Linked DNA regions of Homo sapiens: region 2 is linked to region 1. A link is an interaction called in ENCODE POLR2A ChIA-PET data of the cell type or tissue named here. Cell type or tissue: Panc1. All regions are shown on one strand. Links, peaks and the distances in the headings refer to the core of each region. The heading gives the core; the rest is flanking DNA.

The links. Peaks named below come from ENCODE experiments on the same cell type or tissue, not always from the same donor. Only the 100,000 strongest peaks of a DNase experiment are listed, where the experiment ranks them.
Region 2: POLR2A ChIA-PET joins it to region 1 with 5 read pairs; 2 of 35 experiments call an interaction of 5 or more read pairs at or near these places.

What each region holds. Positions count from the first base shown.
Region 1 is chr5:92,598,565-92,609,002 of GRCh38, forward strand. All of the region lies in intron 2 of LOC105379082 (a long non-coding RNA gene), which reads right to left. Among named protein-coding and RNA genes, the nearest start is that of LINC02058, 340 kb to the right of the region's middle. RefSeq lists an enhancer at 6,651-7,771. In Panc1, for the core only: no CTCF peak of the experiment used is centred there; no DNase peak of the experiment used is centred there; H3K27ac peaks cover 6,176 bases.
Region 2 is chr5:91,571,686-91,582,123 of GRCh38, forward strand. No RefSeq gene overlaps it. Among named protein-coding and RNA genes, the nearest start is that of ARRDC3, 190 kb to the left of the region's middle. In Panc1, for the core only: no CTCF peak of the experiment used is centred there; no DNase peak of the experiment used is centred there.

The DNA of each region.
Region 1 (10,438 bases), core at 1,187-9,186:
TTCTTGCAAGAGCAACAACTGGAGAATACACTTCCACCCCCAAGGTATAGGAAAGATTTATAGGAATTGATCATATACTAGGCCAATAGCAGTTCTAAAGAAAATCGAAAAAATTGATACTGTATAGACCGTATTCTCTGACCACTAAAATATTACATAAGAAATCAATGACTCAAAATATGTTAGAAATGAAATAAAAAAACAACTTATGTATCAAAGAAAATTATAATGAAAACTAGAAAATACTCAGAAGTGAAAAAGAAGAAAATTATACCTAACACTTGTTGGAAGCATAAAAACCAGTTCAGATATGGAAATGTATTTGCTTAAGTATTTATGTTAATACAAATGATCGTGAAAATAAAACAGGTAACAAGTTAGAAAAAGTAAGAATAAATGCAAAAAAAGCAAAGGAAAACAAATAATAAAGAAAAGATATTAAGGAAATAGATATCTAATATTAAAGTTAATTAATAAAGCCAAAACCACTTCTTAGAAAAAGAGAATAAAACACAAAAACCTCTGTAATGAAGGGAATAAATATAGGTAAAAATAATTTTCAGAGTGAAACAGGAAATATAATTGCAGGTTCAGTAGAGATTAATAGCATAGAAGAATATCATAAAAATATTTGTCATTAAATTTGGTGAAATAGACACATTCTTAGAAAATTAGACATTATTACATTTGAATCCAAAGAGAACTAGAAATTTTAGCTACTATATAAACAGAATAAGTAGGTTAAAATCTCCCCATTCAGGAGAAATGTGTTTTCAGGAAAAATCTCTCAGTAAGAAGAAGGAACAGGGAAAGGAAAGGGGAAGTGAAGCAAGTTATGGTCTTGGGTAAAGTCTAACAATGGCTTCAACAGCAAGAGGAGCCCAGTATAATGACACAGCAAGCTTATGGGTCCTGAAGTAGAAAGGCCAGGCTTTTCTACCCTAGTATTTATTGGCTTTCCCTGGGTAGAGAGTTTAATTTCCCAGCCATCTCCAGTGAGCTGGCTATGGTGAGGCAAAGGCAAGTCTCCAGGGACCACAGGTGAAAGTGATTAGCTCCAGCACTCCAGTAGTGGGTGGGGAGCCAGCCAGGAAAGGGCATGTGAGCAGAGCACCAAAAATATGTTGAGAGACATTCTGCATTCCCCTTAAGCCTTCCCAAAGCTCATGGACGAAGATCTGGAGCAATATATCACCTGTGTGCTAGAGAAGATCCCCTGATTTTAAGAGTATTATCAGAATATTTGAGGTAAATGTATCTCTAGAGGGAATCAAAACAAATCTGATGCTTCTATTAATTACGGATAGACATACACCAGAAAATCATCTTATTGGTGACTTCTTCAAATGCAGGCAGAAGGACCTCCATGAACCAAAAGTACTTTGTGTGTGACTCTAGCTGATTCCTTTCCTCCTATAACCTGAACTTCACTGTCACATGAGTAACATGGGAACATGTCACATGGCAAAATGGGACTCCTTTATTTCAAGTGAGACCATGAAGTTTCACAACAAAAGAATTGGTGTCATCTCGTCTGCATGCCAGGCCTGTAAAGAAGAGCTCCCTAAATGTGATGAGGGGACCCTTCATGCAACACCTTTGTAAGCAAATAATAAAATGTTGAAATCAAACAGCACCAGGAAGAGAAACATTTTTCCAAAACAAAATCTGAGAATGTTGTAAAAGTTTCCCATCCTCCTCTCTTCTAAATAGTAATCCAAGCCCTTCCCATGAGAAATTTGTAGAGGCTGCATTTTTCTAAATTAAAGACCACAGAGAAGGCTTTAAGGGGGTTACTCAGATAACTGGTGTTGTGAGCACTAGAATTAGGGATATGGTAGTCTAGTCTCTGACTCTCATTTAGGAAATCAAAACAAAAAAGGCAACATGGCTCTTAGCTGACATATGGTGAGATTCACCGGAAGCAAACTGTCCTAGTGTCACATGGCAGAGAAAATGCATGTGGTTCAAGAGCCTTGAAAGTTGACTACAAGCGAAAGCTGCTACGGGTTGGATATTTATTTCCTCCAAATCTCATATTGAAACTTCCAATGTTGGAAGTGGGAGCTAGTGAGAGGTGTTTTGGTTACAGGGGTTGGGCAGATCCCCCATGAAGGACTTGGTTCCCTCCCCATGGTAATAAGGCACTTCTTGCTCTTTTCCTTCACATGCAAATCAGTTGTTTTTTTTAAAAAAGCCTGGCTCCTCCCCCATCTCTCTTGCTCCTGCTCTTGCCATGTGATGCCTTGTCTTCCCCTCTGCCTTCTGCCATGAGTGTAAGCTTCCTGAGGCCCTCACCAGGAACAGATGCCAGCACTATGCTTCACGTGAAGCCTGCAGAACTATGAGCCAATATAAAAGCTCTTTTCATTATAAATTACCGAACCTCAGGTATTCCTTTACAACAACACAAGAATGAACTAACACAAAAGCCTAGAGCCATCTGAGATAGGACTCTGCTCAAGACAGCCATGTAAAGGGGAAATGGCCTTGACAAAAATGGTCTGGATAGAAAGCACATAGGACCTGAGTGCCAGTGTCCTAAGAGAGTAAATCACCCCATTTCCCTTTACCATGGTGTTGCAGTGGGAAGTTCCAATAACTTTGTTTTTTGTTTGTTTGTTTGCTTTTTGAGATGGAGTCTCGCTCTGTCGCCCAGGCTAGAGTACAGTGGCACGATCTCGGCTCACTGCAAGCTTCGCCTCCCGGGTTCACGCCATTCTCCTGCCTCAGCCTCCCACGTAGCTGGGAAGACAGGCGCCCGCCACCACGCCCGGCTATTTTTTTGTATTTTTTAGTAGAGACGGGGTTTCACCGTGTTAGCCAGGATGGTCTCGATCTCCTGACCTCGTGATCCGCCCGCCTCGACCTCCCAAAGTGCTGGGATTACAGGCATGAGCCACCACGCCCGGCCAACTTTGTTTTTTAACCTACAAAAGTAGCCCAAAATATCAAAGCCAGTTTTAAACATCTCCCTAGCCTCGTACACAGTTGTGGTCTCTAATAAGACCCTTTCCCCTAAATCACTCTCTCCACCTTTCGGAAGGGATCAGAAATCAGGCAACCGAACGGGGAGAGTAGGAGTTGGAGCTAGGAAAGTCAGAATGTCTGACTATACCCTCCTTCTCCTAGGAGAGTATAATCAGAGTAAAATCCTCTAGGCTTCCTCAGCTAAAGAGATAATTAGGTAAGAAGGAAGAAATTTTACATTGCACATATAAGAAATTATGCAATTATGCCACGAGGTAGAAGTTTTAATTTTTAAAATAATGCTATTCTTGAGATGAAAAAAATCACATGAACTAGAAAAAAAAAAAAGGCCAGATTAGAGAATCTGATCAAGATTTCATCTATGCAGTAAGGAAGAAATATTCTGCAGAGTAACTTTAAAGGGTTGTTAACATAGAATTGTTTTTTTTTTTTTTTACTACTTGTACTTTAATAATTTCAGCTTGTTTAATAAAACAGTTATTGTTATGAATTGAATTGCATCCCCCCCAAATTCACAGGATGGAGTATTAATCTTCAGTACCTCTGAGTATAGGACCTTATTTGGAAATAAATTTGCTGCAAATGTGATCAGTTAAGATGAGGTCATACTGAAGTGGAGTGAGCCTCAATTCCAATAGGGCTGTTGTCCTACAAAAAAGGGGAAATTTGGATCTAGGCATGTTTACAAAGAGAAGTCCATGTGAAAATAAAGACGGCCTTCTACAAGCCAAGGGGAGAGGCCTGGAACAGATTCTTCCCTTATAGCTCTCAGAAGGAATCAGTTTTAGTCTGCTCTGGCTGCTATAACAAAATACCATATAGAAATGCAATCCTCACAGTTTTGGAGAAGTTCAAGATCAGGGTTCCAGTATGATTAGGTTTTGGCGAGTGCCCTCTTCCTGTCTTACAGACAGGCACCTTTTCACTGTGTCCTACTATGGTGGAGAGAGAGCAAGCTCTGTCTGGTCTCTGACATTTCTCATAAAGACACCAATTCTACCATGGGGGTTTCACCCTTGCAATCTCATCTAAACCTAATTACCTCCCAAAGTCCCACCTCCAATACCATCACATGAGGGGTTATGGCTTCAACTTACGCCTTTTGGGTGGATACAATTTTTCAGTCCATAGCAGAACCAACCCTGCCAACACCCTGATTTCAGACTTCTAACCTTCAGAATTGTACGACAATAACTTTCTGTTATTTAAGACACCTAGTGTATTATGGCAGCACTAGCAAACTAATAGAGTTATTTGTACACAGATGTAGTTGCTTTTTTAAATTATTAAGTAATCTATTATAGTCATTTTCTTTTTCAAACATTAAAACTTTTCACTCAGTAATTTTCAACCTTTTTCTCAACATTGAAAGGCTGTGTATTACTTAACCTTTAGGAGCTTCACGTTTTCTCTAAAAGTAAATTCAGATTGTTTCACTTCCATGCTTAAAATCCTCTAGTGGCTTCCAATTGCAGCCTAACATCAATATAAGATTTCAAGGCCTTAGCATAATCCATAAATACTTTATGATCTGGATATTGCCTATATCTCTAAACTCAAATCCTTTTTCTTGCCTCTTTTTCTTTTCCCTTCAGTGATACTGCCCAGACAATCCAAGTTCATTCTGTTCTCCAGACCTTGGCACATGACTTTCTCTTATAGTTTGGCACCAACTGCCATAGTGAATGAAATATCAACTCCTATCATTGGTAACTACTTCACTATCCTGCTTTATCTTTTTCTTTGCATTTATTTGTGCCTGATATAATCTTATTTATTAATATGCTTATTGTCTCTTCTCTTTCTCTCAGACTTTAATCCTCAGGAGAGGGACTCAGTCATTTTATTTATTCCTGCATCCCATTTATCCCTAAGCACTTGTATTCACAGCACAAAATCCATAGCTCTTGAATTATATATAAAATTTAACAACTGAATATTTATTATGTAAACTTCTCTGTGTTAAATGCTTTCTAAGCCATGGCTACTTGGACCACAATCCTGAAATAGTTGAGAAAACAAAGATAATATTGATACAGTACATATGGTATCAAATAAATTAACATAAAATATTGTGCATACATAAAAATTTAAAAGATAGCAAAGTTTAGATTAGTAAAAATAGTTGGAGTATCTATCTTTTGCTGATCTTTTAAGTGTTTTTAAAATTAATTATCCATACCCTCATCTATTCCAAAAATCACTAATTTTGAAGAAATGCTTTTGACTGTAGTTAAATTTAAGATCTATTTACCAACTGTATTAGTCAGTTCTCACACTGCTATAAAGAACTACCTGAGACTGGATAATTTATGAAGAAAAAAGGTTTAATTGACTCACAGTTCTGCAGGCTTAACAGGAAGCATGACTGAGAGGCCTCCGGAAACTTACAATCATGAAGGTGTAAAGGAACCAAGCACGTATTATCATGATGGAACAGGAGAAAGAGCGAGCCAAGGGGAAAGTGCCACACACTTTTGAACCATCAGATCTTGTGAGAACTCACTCACTATAACAAAAACGGCAAGGGGGAAATTGGCCCCCATGCTTCAGTCACCTCCCACTAGGCCCCTCCTCCAATTCCACATAAGATTTGGGTGGGGACACAAATCCAAACCATATCACCAACATAGACAAATAATTAGAATGCAATAAGCTTGTTGTATTAATGAAAGTATGTGCAAAATACGTGGTATAGGAGAAAAAGAAGCACAGAGTTTTTAAATCATAAACCACCAAGAACACATTAGTTCTGCTAAGATTAAATGCAGTGCCAGAGGAAGGAGAGCTTCTACAAAGAATTGCATCCCACATCTGAGTGGTCTCAAGGTCTCTCTAAACAGTCTCTAGTACTTTTCCTGGCACTCCAATGACCTCATGCCTTTTCAAGCATATCACTATACAGGCAAACATTTCCCTTACTATCTGCAGGGGAAAGTTACTGGGCATCTCAGATTATCCCTCATAAGCAGGAATTCTCAAACAGGATCCAAAGCCTGGACTGGAAATTCCTGAAAACCAAGCTCTTGGGCTATGGTTCTGAATTGAATGGCATGCCCAAATTCTCCCTGTTGCAGTTTGTTTCTCCAAATTAAAGTCATTATAAACTGCCAGGCGCCTCCAGTTAGGCACATGGTGACTTGGAAAATGGTGTGTACCGTATCTGTACTGATGTTCATGAATATTTGGGGAAAAAAAGCAGGAAACAGTAAAGGAATCCATCCTAAGATCAGGCTAAATGTCCAACTGTACATTGCCAGTCTCAAGGTAGCATTTTGGCATGAAACTCAATTTTCTCTTAGAATAATTTGCATTGGGATTATGGGCTAAATGTTCTCAAAGTGTCTAAGCTATAATTCTTTATGAGACTGCACTTTGGCATTTAACTACAGCATATGCAAGCCTAACTTACAGGCTCAGTCTTTACATTTATCCAAATTCTCTACATGATGGCAGCCAACTTTTAATGAAAAGCATTGCTTTATGACGTGATTTACTTGCTCTCTCTGTTTTTTATTCCTAGCAGGATTTTGCTTTACATTAAATATGAACTAAACTTTGCTAAAACTTCTGCTGTCGATTAAAATCTTCTTTGTAAACCTTCAAATTTCCAAAACCCCCAACCCTATGCAAAGAATAAAATGATTATAAATCTCACTTGTTTGATGCTTAAAACTGTTTAGACTATACAGAATTACCTCCTGTTCATATGAAACATATATTTCAAAGTGCATTCATTTTGTGCCCCTTGTAGTGAATCACATAATCTGAAACAAAGCATGGAGAAACAAAACAAAGAAAAAAAGCAAAGCAAAGAAAAAGAGAAATGCTAAAAAGGAAAAAATAATAATTAGATGAAACGAGTGGAGGAATAGAGAAAAGTAAGCCTGGTAGAAAATGCAAAAGCTGCATTATCTGTATATAATGTGGCTATAATACTACATTGGTCAGCAACTGTAATGTAAAAGGTAATGTGTAGGAGTTTTTATATGCTTTTCAGAACTATAAAGGGAGTGTGAGTGGATTTTAAACATTTTGATTAGCACCACAAAGATTTTAATGCTTTATTTAAACAGTTTGCTATAGGGCAAACACATTTGGTAGACAAGTAAAATGAAAGCATGGGCATCCGTTTCTCTGTTTTCTATTAAGTAATGTTGCGAAGTAAGCAGAAGTTGGATTCAGATATCAGATAATTATCTCCACACTGTGTGTCACAGTAAATAATTTTAATTGGTTTAACTTCAGGGACCATTACTGGCCTAATTAGAAACATGAAAAGGCTACAAGTATTAGGAAATATCCTGAAGGAATGAGAACATTAGCAATTCTGTCAAGCCATTTTTAAAATAAGTACACAGTAGCAGCCACATTTCAGTGAAAGGCAGGGGACTTGAAAGGTGCTTTTAGGAAAACAGTGCTTGTGAGCCTGTAATAAGAGAACTGTAATAGGAACCATAGAAATTGGGTAACAGGCTGACATGTATGCTACTTCTGCATTAAAAATATACTAATCTTGTTTTGATTGCTGTTTTTAAAAGATGCAGATTAATTTTTTCAAAGGATAAAACAATAATTGAGATTGGATAAATCCTGATCAAGAATATGTTGACTTATTGAAGGGGAAAGGGATCTTTGAGTAAAATAGCTTCAGCTAAACACCTTCAGCATGCAGAGATGTGCTGAGTGAAGGACTACACTGCGTGTTTATTTTTATTTCTTCGCCTTGGTTTTCCAACATACATGAGAAACAAATAGCTATTATTCTTTGAAGCATGCATATACACTATACATACTGCATTGTATGTCGTAGTTCATATTTGGAAAACAGCTATATTCTGAATATAGAAAAGTGAGGTACTGTGAACATTATTAAGTCAGAGATTAAGCCAGAAATCTATTCCCTCAGTATTTTCAAACATGAAGAGCCCTAGTTCAGAGGGCAAAATGTTTACATCATATAAGATACCTGCAATGCCATAAAATGTTTAAATGAACACATAATATCAACAGCTTCTAATAAGTAGTTGTGGAGTAAAATTTTGTTCTTTCTAATGTAATTTTTTTATAATAGATTTCTATTTTCTAAAACGGTTAATGGTGAAATTTGACTTTTTTTTGAGATATGGAGACTTTAAATGAACCATCCAGACTTAAAATTACAAAAATAAACCATATTTTTAGCCATTTTAATGTATTTATTTTAAAAGCAAAGGTCCGAGAAACGAAATAGGAAAAGGAAGGCATAGTAAACTATGGATCATTTTGAAGAACGCACCCATTACTAGAGAAGGGTAAATTGTGTAATTTTATAACCTATTGATATTTGGATACACTGTCAAATATTACATATTATAAATATAACTGAGCATTTAAAAGGTTAAGAAAATTATTAACTCCACCAAAATTTGTCAAACAAAAAATGTCTGCCTATGAAACAACTCACATCACAGACTCTCTTTACTCTTATACTCATAGATGATACCTCACAGACACATGCTTATTCACACATGCACAAAACCCATTGCTACAGTCTGTGCTTTTACACTGAATGTCTTAAAATAATACTGCCAGTTATCATAATTATTAACATTTGTACGTTTTTAAATTCTGGCAAATTCTTATTCGACTGGTGCATATGCAATAATTTAAACTCAAATCTTCTTAACAAGTTTGTAACATATGATCTCTGCCCTCATGGAAGGACATATAATGTGTTCTCACAAAGAAAATGGGAATAATTCCTAAGGAATAATTTTTAGCTACAGAACACATTAATTGTTTGCAGATTTGTTAAGGGAAACACACACATACACATACACGATTGTGGATCATTATAAAATAATACAACTGCCTGCCCACCAAACACATGTTCCATATTTCAAATATCTTCCAAATGTAGAAGAGGGAGGGAGGATGAGGGGGAGAATAAAAATGTGGTTGCTTATACAAATATACATGCTCATATACGTACACAAACATACATACATATGTTCATATATTTCAGCTTTGCCCATATGTTCCGAAAATAGCAGCCTGGAAAATTGGTACCCAACACATCCCACTCTCAGAGTACAGATACAAATGAAGACAAATTTTCCTAGTACCTAAGTTAGTCAAGTAGAGAAAGTACTTCAGGACACTACACTCTTTTAGGCCATTGAATGTTGCAAAGCAACAAACAAATCTACTTCTCAAAATACCAGCTTTATCCCTCAAAGAAGTTGGAGAATATTTCCCTTATCTCTTCTTCCGCAAAATAAACAATATTCCCCTACATCAGTGATCCAGGTAAATGAGCAGGGGAGGAGATGGTTATATGGACCTTATTTTTAGAAGTTTTTCTCTAAAACGTAGAGGGTTTTTTGGGGCGAAGAAAACAATGATTCCATCATATTTTGTACCCTATTTTCTGATCATTTATTTTATATGTATAGTGACTAATGGTTTTTATTATTGAAATGTTAGCTTGGTTTGGAATGCAGTCTCAAACTCAGAAAATCTAAATCTTGTAGTGGGGTAAGCATGGCTTTTTAGCTCTGCAGACCCGGTTTAGATGCCTAGGTTCATCTCTCATTGCTTATGTAGCACCTGAACATAAATGTTTTAATCTGTAAAATGGGGATGGTCATTCAGTTGCAGGAAACAAATAAAATAGTGTATATAAGGCACCTGGCTTATAGCAGACAAAACAAAAGTTTCCTATTAATAATGTTATGTTGTGCTGTCTTTTAAGGATCTCTTTGTATAATTTAGACAAAATCTATAAATAAGTAAAAAGCCTCTTGTTCATACATCACAGGTCAAGCCACTTTAGATTTTTTATGCTTTCTGGTCATCAGGCTTCTTGATAAATACATCAACTCTGTTATAGGGGCTTCACAACAATTCCTTTTCTTTTGTCATTGCCCCTTTCTCCTAAACCTCAGGATGTCCTGCAATCATGTTTATACAGTGTGATCCTCACTTTCCATCTCCATCCCTCACTCCATTCGCTGTTTGTACCCTCCTAATTACACATCCAAGGATGGTAGTAGAACCAATATTGGCAAGTCTGAGTCCCTCTCCCAAACCTCCAACACCTTAACGGTTATTTACCCCTTGTGTGGGGCTATCACTTATGACAAAATATAGTCTAATTCAGAGAGAAAAAGAAAACAGCCACCAGTTACTTTCCAAATCTGTTACTGACTATAATTGTCACTATGTAAAACTGGACAAGGAGAAAAAGCCAGTCTGCAAAAGGAGAGAAGTAATTGGCCAGGGAGGTGCAAAAATAAAAGATGGAGAGAGTACTGGCTTGGGTTCCCTTAAGCCTTCCTAGTCAACTGTATACCTGTATTTGTCTTCTTACCGTAAGCTCCAATCTTTCACTCCCTTTTGCTGCCGTTGTTTGGTTCTTGAAAAAAAAAAAAGAATTTCTGTTCTGTAACTCTATATTAAACTA
Region 2 (10,438 bases), core at 1,517-9,516, 1.0 Mb before region 1:
TTTGGAATTTGGGTAGGGCATGTGAAAAAATCCAAGGAGATTGAGAAGTGTCAAAAACATTTGTTTGGCAGTTTCACTGAAGCAAGTTTCAATGTTACAGTGCAATCAAATTTGGCTTAAGAGTGAGATGGATACAACGAGCCTTTGTTGAATATCTGTGTTTCCTCCATTATAGTTATTCTGAAAGACTTATGAGTCTCTGTAGCTTCTTTTTGTTTCACTTTTTTCTTGTATCAATAATGGAGAATTCTCAATTCATGCAAATGAATATTACTATACAGATAAGTGTAGCTGACATTCACTAAGTGCTAATTTTATTATTCATATTTAGCATGTGCATAAATTAAGTTGTGTCGTTCAAGTTTCTTTATACAATTGTTATAAAATGAATAGTTTCTAAGCTAAAGTCATTCTCTTACTAACTTTGTTTTTATACTTCTTTATAAATATACCTATGAAGATTATTTCCTTTTCCTATTTTTTAGAAAGGGAGAATTATAAGTAGAAAGTTAACAATGGGAAGGATATGAGTTCATTTGCATGAAATTATTATTCAAGAGAAAATTATTATACAAGTATTATAAAGTTGAGATTGTATGCTGTACATAATAATTATGTTATTATACTTTAAATATTCTGTTATTGGTCATAATTGTCAACTTTGAAGAATAAACTTTGAGGAAAAATAAATTGAGGTGAGTGTATTGAGAGTAGACCAGTGAGAAATCTTAGTGGAGAAGCAGTGGTATGGTGGAGACTGGCCAGCTGTTCAAACCAATTCCTCTCCTTAGTCATAGAGTTAACCTGTACTTTCCAGCCTCCCTTGCACTCAGTTGCAGCCATGTACTGGAGATTTATCCATTGCAATGTGAGCAGAAGTGACAGGTTCCATTTCCAGGTTTGGCTTATAGAACTCTGAAGCAACCTTTGAACCTTTTTCTTCTTTCACCAGCTTGGCACAGCTGGGCCCAGTGGCCTTGGAAGGCACATATTGGAAATATGGAGTCACAGAAAAAAAGACCCTTACTCTCTGAATTGCTACTTAGATGAGGGTCTTTTGGTGTTCAGAAAAAAAGTTGGACTTTAGACAAACGAAATAAATTTCTATTGTGTTTGAGGCATCATATATTTTTGGGTTTGTTACTGCAGCTAGTATTACCCTAACTAATACAAACAATTTATTGATAAGACCTTCTTAATTTTTAGTATGCTATTCCTAATCCATCAAAACTGTACATGGCCTTAAAAATACCATTATGGCTTTAAAATTTATTCTTGAAGGGCTTTATTTTACTGACACACAATTATTGTTATTAAAGATCTATTATTGGTAGGCAACAATAAAAATCAGGAAATCCTTGAGTTTACATATAAGGGGACTTTAAAATTTGGTAGAAACAGAAGTCATAGATCTTTATTTGTATTGTACACACTTATTTCTAAAAAAAGCAAACACCATGAGAAACATGATGGTACTATGTTTGGATTATATATGTTTAATTTATATTCAATGTGATGTATGAGATTTCTCTTCCTCTAGCCCTCCATCCCCCACTCCATCCTTTAATTCTTTCTATCTATAAGTGTGCCAGGCAAGCACAGGATGGCTGAGATACAGCCATTTTGAGATAAACACATTTTCTCCCTACAAAGTCTGAGTTTATCAGTAAACCTCATAATAATATATATTCATATTAATTATTATTAATAATCAGTTTATCATTAAACCCCATAACTCACTACATCTGACATATGCCACACAGGAGAACTACATCATATTAAGTGAGCATATAATAAGAAATTTCACTTGAAAATGCGGTGAGAGGGAATTAGGGAAGTCTCCTATGAGAGAGTAACACTGAAGTGAACAACTAAAGAATGAGTATGAGCTGTGAAAGCACATAAGTGAGGGAGAGGGACATAGGACTCTCAAGGGATTAGAAAGGCAGAATGATTGGAGAATGGCAATCATGCATTGGCAAGGTATAAGGAGAGGCTGCAGAAAGAAACAGGTATTGGATCAGGCCGGGACATTTTTAGATATGTTAAGGACTTGGACTTTATCTTAACAACAACAGGATACTGTGTGTGTTTTAAGAAGAATGGCATGGCCAGATTTGTATTCTAAACTTCACCTCACTCTGTCTCCAGTGAGATGAAGTTTAGAGAGAGGGGAAAATAGGGACTTGTGGAGTCTCTTTCAGAAGTGATGGCGATAGTCCAGGTGAGAGACAATGGTGACTTGAACTAGGGTGCTGGCAGTGTACATGGAGACCTGAGGACCAATTTGAAAGATGTTTAGGAGGAAGAATTCACAACAGTTGGTGATTAATTGGATTTGAGTGTGAGAAAGGAGTCAAGAATAATTTTCTGGTTTCTGACTTGGGTCATCAGGTAGATGACATGACATTTTATGAAAATAGGGAACACTGACCGAAAACCAGGAAGAAAGATGTGAATTTATTTTTGGACATGCTGAATTTGGACCTGTGAAATAGCCAGGTGGCTTGTTTAAGTATTTATGTGGTTACCTAATGTGTATTCATTAGGTAAAAATATAATTAGGCAATTGGATTAAGGGTCTGAGTCTCAGTAGATAGGTCTGGACTAGAGATAATGTTAGAAAGTAATGATTCCTTAAAAATAATTTAATCTAACTCCATTATTTTCTAGATGATAGAAATTATTCCCAAGGAACATGCATTTGTATCGTGCTTCATTGTTTGCACCACACTTTATATGGTTTCATTTATTTTCTACAGTTCATCATATAAGGAATTGTTATCTCCATATTTATAATTGAGATGACTAAGACTTGAGGTCCACATTTTTGAGGCTTCCCCCTCTCTTGAAGATAATGAGCCCTTCTGCAAAAGATTAAAGTGACTTACCGGCCGGGCATGGTGGCTCACACCTGTAATCCCAGCTCTCAGGGAGGCAAGAGGCGGGAGGATAGCTTGAGCCCAGGAGTTTGACACCTGCCTGGGCAATATAGTGAGACCCCGTTCTCCACAAAAAGGAAAAAAAAGACAAAAAAAAAAAAAAAGCGTAAAGTGACTTATCCTTTTAGTGACAGATAAAGACACTGCAAGAACAGGGACAAAGAATTGTTTGATCCTGAAGAGTCATTTCCTTTGTGGCCTGCTTGTCATGAAGACTGAATAAAATTCCTGAGTAAAACAAAGACAAAATGATGAGACTTGTTAACCTGCTTTTGAAACAAAGTAACCTCACCCCCAATTCGTGGGACATGCCTCACAGGGAGTCTAGCCCTCATAGCTACTTTTCCATTGATAACTAGAGTAAGGGCTGAAGAGAAGTACAGAAGATTCCTCCTCCAAGAGAATGGCATTATCTTCTCTGTGGTCCAAGATGAAGACATAATGGGAGAGAAGAATTTTGTCTATATAACAATAACTCTAAGTTATAGAATTAAAGGCTTAAAAAATGGAGTAATGAATGGTATGTCTTTATTTTTTAAAAAATGAATTAATTTTTTTAAGACAGAGTCTTGCTCTGTCGCCCAGCCTGGAGTGCAGTGGTGCAATCTTGGCTCACGGCAACCTCCACCTCGAGGGTTCATGAATGGTATGTCTTAGATATAAACATTAGAGGGAAAGAAATAACTCTTTAAAAAAATTATTATGTGGGTTCTTTCTTTCTGAATACCTTGAAAACTAGGAAAATCATCCTGCTGCATGAAAGCAAGAAAATGAGTTAGGGAATCCCTTGAAAATTGTTTCTGCCCAGTGATGCTAAGACTGCACAATGTTTTTTTGAGATTCACAAATGTAAACACTGTATTTGCTTACTTAAGCTTATTATCTTAAGCTATTTTAAGTGGCTTTCCATGCAAAAAAAAATTTTTGTACTGTCTGAATAATCTGGCATTTCTAAAATATTTTTAAATTTTCTTTGAACTTTAGCAACCCTATTTCACTATTTAAAACTAAAACTCATGAACTTATCCAGTCAAGAATCACTGGCCTGGCTGGATGTGGTGGCTCATGCCTGTAATCCCAGCACTTTGGGAGGCTGAGGCAGGCAGATCACTTGAGGCCAGGAGTCTGAGACAAGCCTGGCCAACATGGTGAAACCCTGTCTCTACCAAAAATACAACAATTATCCGGGTGTGGTGGCACATGCCTGTAATTCCAGCTACTCAGGAGGCTGAGGCAGGAGAATCACTTCAACTCAGGAGGTGGAGTTTGCAGTGAGCTGGGATCGCACCACTGCACTCCAGCCTGTGCGGTAGAGTGAGGCTCCATCTCAAAAAAAAAAAAAAGTATCATTGACCTAAGAGTGTAAACTAGGATCCATTTTGCATAATACTAGCACTGAGATTTGCAGTCTTAAAGAATCATACTGTTTTCCATAGAGGTTGTACTAATTTACATTTCTACCAACAGTGTATAAGTGTTCCCTTTTCACCACATCTGTGCCATCTATTGTTTTTTGACATTTTAATAATGGCTGTTTTCCAACTCCATTAAAAATAGGCAAAGGATATGAACACTATTCAAAAGAAGACATACATGTGGCCATTCATTTAAAAAAAAGCTTAGTATCACTGATCATTAGAAAAATGTAAATAAAAACCACAGTGAGATAACATCTCATGCCAGTTAGAATGGCTATTATTAAAAAGTCAAAAAATAATAGATGCTGGTGAAGTTGCAGAGAGAAAGGAATGCTTATCCACTGTTGGTGGAAGTGTAAATTAGTTCAACCATTGTGGAAGACAGTGTGGCAATTCCTCAGAGACCTAAAAACAGAAATACCATTTGACCACCCAGCAATCCCTTACTGGGCATATACCTCAAGGGATATAAATCCTTCTATTATGAAGACACTTGCATGTGTATGTTCTTTGCAGCACTATTCACAATAGCAAAGACATGGAATTGACCTAAATGCCCATCAGTGATAAACTGAATAAAGAAAGTATGGTACATATACACCATGAAATACTATGTCACCATAAAAAAGAGTGAGAACATGTCCTTTGCAGGAAAATGGATGGAGCTGTAGGCCGTTATCGTCAGCAAACTAACACAGGAACAGAAAAGCAAATACTGCATATTTTCACTTATAAGTGGGAGCTAAATGATGAGAACACCTGGGCACATAGAGGGGAACAACACACACTGGGGCCTATCAAATGGTGGAGGTTGGGAGGAGGAAGAGGATCAGAAATGGGTACTAGGCTTAATACCTGGGTGATGAGATAGTCTGCACAACAACTCCGCAGACACAAGTTCACCTATATAACAAACCTGCACATGTATCCCTGAAGTCAAAATAAAAGTAAAAAAAAAATGGCCATTTCGCTGGGGTAAGGTGGTATCTCATTGTGACCTTAATATGCATTTTCCTGATGATTAGTGATATTAAGCATTTTTTTTCATATCTTTGATGGCCATTTGTATAGTTTCTTTTGAAAAATATCTCTTCATGTCGTTTGCCCACTTTTTAATGGGGTTATTCATTTTTTTATTGCTGATTTGTTTGAATTCCTTGTAGACTCTGAGTATTAGTCCTTTATTGTATATAGAGTTTGTGACTATTTTCTCCCATTCTATAGGGTTGTCGATGTACTCTATTGATTATTTCTTTTGTGCAGAAGTTTTTTAGTTTAATTAAATCCCATTTATTTATTTTTGTTTTTGTTGCAATTGCTTTTGGGGTCTTCCAGCAATCATACTACTGGGTATCTAACCAAAGAAAAAGAAGTAATTATATCAAAAATATACCTGCGCTCATACATTTATCACAGCACAATTCATAATTGTAAATATATGGAATCAACCTAGGTGCCCATCAACTGATGAGTGGATAAATAAAATGTGGTATATAAATATTATGATATACTACTCAGTCATAAAAAATAATGAAAGAATGTCTTTCACAGCAACTGGAATGGAACTGGAGGCCATTATCCCAAGTGAAACAACTTAGGAACAAAAAAAGAAATACTGCTGTTCTCACTTATAAGTGGGAGCTAAGCTATGAGTAGTACACAGGGAAATACAGTATAATAGACATTGGAAACTCAGACAGGGAGAGAGAGGGAGGAGGATGAAGGATGGAAAATTACCTATTGGGTACAAGGTACACTATTCAGGTGGTGATGGGTACACTAAAAGCTCAGACTTCACCACTGTATAATACATCCATTCAACCAAAAGTCATTTGTACCCCTAAAGCTATTGAAATAAAAATAAGTAAATAGATAAATAGACAAATAAATAAATGAAGTATCTGGGAATAAAAAGAACCATATGTGGGTTCTGTCACATTGAAGAGTCTCCCTCAGAAACAAATTGACATGTCTTGAAAAAGAAACAGATTAAGGACATCTTTAAAAAGCTCATACCATTCGGCAAGTACTAGTTTGTTTGAAGAGGCAGCAATGAGCTTCTGAAATTCACTCATACTTAATATGACGATGGTGTCATCAGAGAGATATTTGTACAAGATCTTGCTGAGAGAGAGTCTTTACTGGAGGCTACTAGAGTCTCCTCCAGCCTGATTATATGTGTTAAATCTAATTGTGATTTAACGCTTCTAATGTTAGCCACAAGCGAATGACCATGACATTTCAGCAAGTTCTTACATCTTTTGAATTATCAAGGGATATTTGAAATACAATTTCTCTTGCCACTTTTCTTTTTAGGAGAAAGACAATACATCCTATAGCAATGAGCCCCAGATAAGTTTCATCACTGTTAGGTTCATTGCATGTTTCTCTACTGTTTTTTCATCCTAATTTTACTAGAAAGCATGGTCCTTAAATAGTAAAACTGTCATTATATTACATGTAGGTTTAAGACAACCATCACAATTAACTTGGTTCTATTCGATTTCAAGCACTTAATGACTGCATAATGAAAGGCAGAAGACATTTTAGAAAAAATTAAAAACACACCACAAACAGATATTGTAAAATTTTGTTTTTGTTTTTTTAAATTGACACATAAAATTGTAGGTATTTATCATATACATGAAGTTTTGAAGTATATATATGTTGTGGAATTAATAAATCTGTCTAATTTTTTGTGATACTAAAATTTTTAAGACTATGGAATGATTCTCTTAAGAAATACATGTGCTAAGATACTGAATTTGGAAAAAAATTATTACTGGATTTTGCAGGTTGTTAAAACTATTAAAAGTACAACTAATCAGTTTTGGGTCTGAAGTATCTCTATAATTGTTATGATGCCATAAAAAGAACAGCCTCTCTAACAAAAAGTCTTTGGTAAAAATTATCTTAGAATTAAGAAAGTGAATAGAAGCATTAAGTTTTTAGTGTAGAATCTAAAGCTTTGATAGGCAAAATTATTAGTAGAGGAGCTTATACAAGGTAGAGATTTGGACTTAATCTCCTTCCTCCTCCCAGAGTTTTAGATTCTCTAGGCCTAGGCTGGGACCTGGGTCCCTGCCTTTTTAAAAGTGAAGCATTCCCAGATAATTATGATGCAGGTGGTCATGGGACAGCTCTATTATGTATTAAAAGTTAATTTCCTGGCAATTTGGATAAATCTTATTATCATAATATTGACCAAAAGAATCCAGACCCCAAAGAGTATATAGCATATAATGCCTTTCTAAGTTAAAAAAAATGAACAGAGTTGATCTGCATTCTGTCAAAAGTCAGAGATTACCATTGGTAAGGAACTGTGATTATAAAGGTCACAGAAAAAGGATATGGTTTAGCTTTGTCAAGGGATTTTATAATACAAACATCTTAAACGTTAGGATTTTATCATTTCATTTGTCTCAAAGAACCTCTTTTACAATTGAAATTTAAAATTAAAACAATGAAATAAGGTTAAACCAAAGAATTTAGCAATTATCACAGATTTGAGAAATCATTTTATAATCCAGATCAATAAATTACAGCACATAATTGAGAACTTGCAATAAAACTTGACACTAACAAAACAATTCTCGTATTTGAAGTTCACATAAAAAATACTTTTTTATTTGTAGATATAAAGTCTGACTTGACAAAGAAGAAAATTAATACATTTTAGCTCTCTCTATAAGGGAGCTTTCAGGGGCTGTAGAACAGTTGTAGAACACTTTTTGGAGGCTTTGGAAAAACTCAATTTTTAAAACTTTCTTAAATCTGCATATAATTCAATAATTTTGTTGATTTTATATTCTCTTTCCTGAGTTCTAATGAGGAAAAATGAACTGCTCAAGATTTTGGGATCTCTGATTGGTCTACATGTACAGAACTAAGAGAGTTTTAAAGAATGTATCATTTGCCCAATCTGGATGGAGTCATCCATTTACATACTGGTATAATAATCAGGATTTAGGAGTTTTCATCTTTAAATGCATTTAGGGGACTGACAAATAACTTAATTGAGCCACAAAGATAGGTTTAAGAAAATAGAGTGACAAGTATCTGTCATCCTGAAATGCACATACTCTATTTAAATTTATTTTAAGGCATCATGAAAGCCAAATATAATGTAGATTGGGCTAATGATGTTCTATTTGTTTTTTTAAATAGGCCGATGTGGTATTTTTCACTGGGTGCTATTGACATTGGGTGGGCAATTCTTTCTTGTAAAGGACTGTCCTGCACATTGCCAAATAATTTTCATTTTTCCTCACTCCCAACCCTCACTGACGCCCCAGTCACTAGTTGTGTATAGCACATTCCCTCTACATTTTAGGATGCCTTCTAGGGAGACAGTTCCACCCTGATTTATGGGGTCAATATTAGGATTAGGGAATAGCATTATTTTTTAGTAATGTGTGTTGTTTCACCTGAACTGAACTCAAAATGTTGAATGATAATTGACTTTTGCTTCTGCTATTGAGGTCTGTGACACCTTGGTGACACTTCGGCTCATCTTTCAATATGGAGACTACTTCTAAAATGGACAAAGTTCTTTAGAAGTTAAAGTTTATTACTCTAGCCAAATATTAATTAGGTTTATATATTTCTTATGTATATGAAAATGGTTCAACAATTTCATTAAATGTTGATGGGTTTTCCACTCAATTAGGCACTCAAAAAACATATTGATTAATTTTTTAAAAAGCGCATGAATTAAAGAATTGCTGAAGGCACAGGAAGTGAACTAAGTCTGTGACCTTTCTGACACAGGCTTTACCTCGTCAATAAAGTTACACTTTATGATGCAATATAAATAATAGATAACAATGGGTGATGAACCCAGAGGGAGAAAATGGCAGGAGGTGAAGCATTCTAAGCTTGGCTGTGCATTATCTTCAACACATTTGTTGCATTGTGGTTTCATGAGGACTAGACTTCCAGAGTGTTGCTTGCTAATGGATACTAACTAGAAGGTGAGAAATCTCTCTGTCACTTGCTGTGGTCAGAGAGAGAAAAAATCATTGTGGAATGGTTAGACACTCATCCAATAGTCAACTGACTGCCTAATGCAGAATTTATCAGAAGGAGCTCAATCTTCCCCACTGGATAGAACTTGGTTTTTCGCATGCATTGACATTATTCCTAAGTCAAAAAGTAGGTGGCCGGAGGAGGTATCCAGGGGATGAGAAAAGAGTATGGACTTTGGATTCAGCAAAAACCTAGATTTAAATGCCAGTTTTGTAATATATTTACTTTGGGAAAGATAATATGTCCTAACCAGTTTTCTTATATATAAAATATGGACAATAATATCTCTCAATTATAGGCTTCTTATCCTATAAGAATGGATGGAGGTTATGTCTGCGGAATGCTCAGTTTCTTCCAGCCTTTCTTCTCTTCTTTGCCTTCTTTCCTCCCCTTTCCTTCCTTGCCCTTTGATTTCTTTTCCTCTTTTCTTCCAAATACTATGTGTTAAATGCGACTATAATGCATTGTTATATTTCCATACAAATAACAAAGATAATAATGAAACTAGCAATAATTTTTCACACTAGTCTATATATCTTTTAGCAATACTAAAATAAATGCACAGCAGTGTGGTTGATTTTGTAGTCACTCAGTGTGCTCAGTTCGCAGGTTTATCTACTAGATTGGCATCATTTCTGAGCATCAGTTTTTTCATGTCGTTGTATATGTTGTTATAATCAGTTTCTCTCTTGAAAAGCCTCTGTAGCAACCATAGCAGTGTGTGCAGGGAAATGTATAATAATTATTAAAAAATAGTAATTTAATTTAATAGATTGAATACAAAAAGAAGTAGAGAAGAAACAAAACTTCTTTTTTTGAGCCTGCTATTCAGATGTTCTGTAGGAAAAAATTCTATTGCTTGTGTTTTTGCAAGGGGTCCGTCAGCTATCTTACAATTCTAGTTCATGATATGTTATTACCTTTCTCTTTTTACCACTAGTTTTTGGAGTTTGGAGTTTAGCTTTGATTCCTTTAGATCATATTAAATCTTGTCAGGCCTATGTTGTACTTTCTAAGGTACAGGATTAGTGTCAAATTGCCAGAATATCT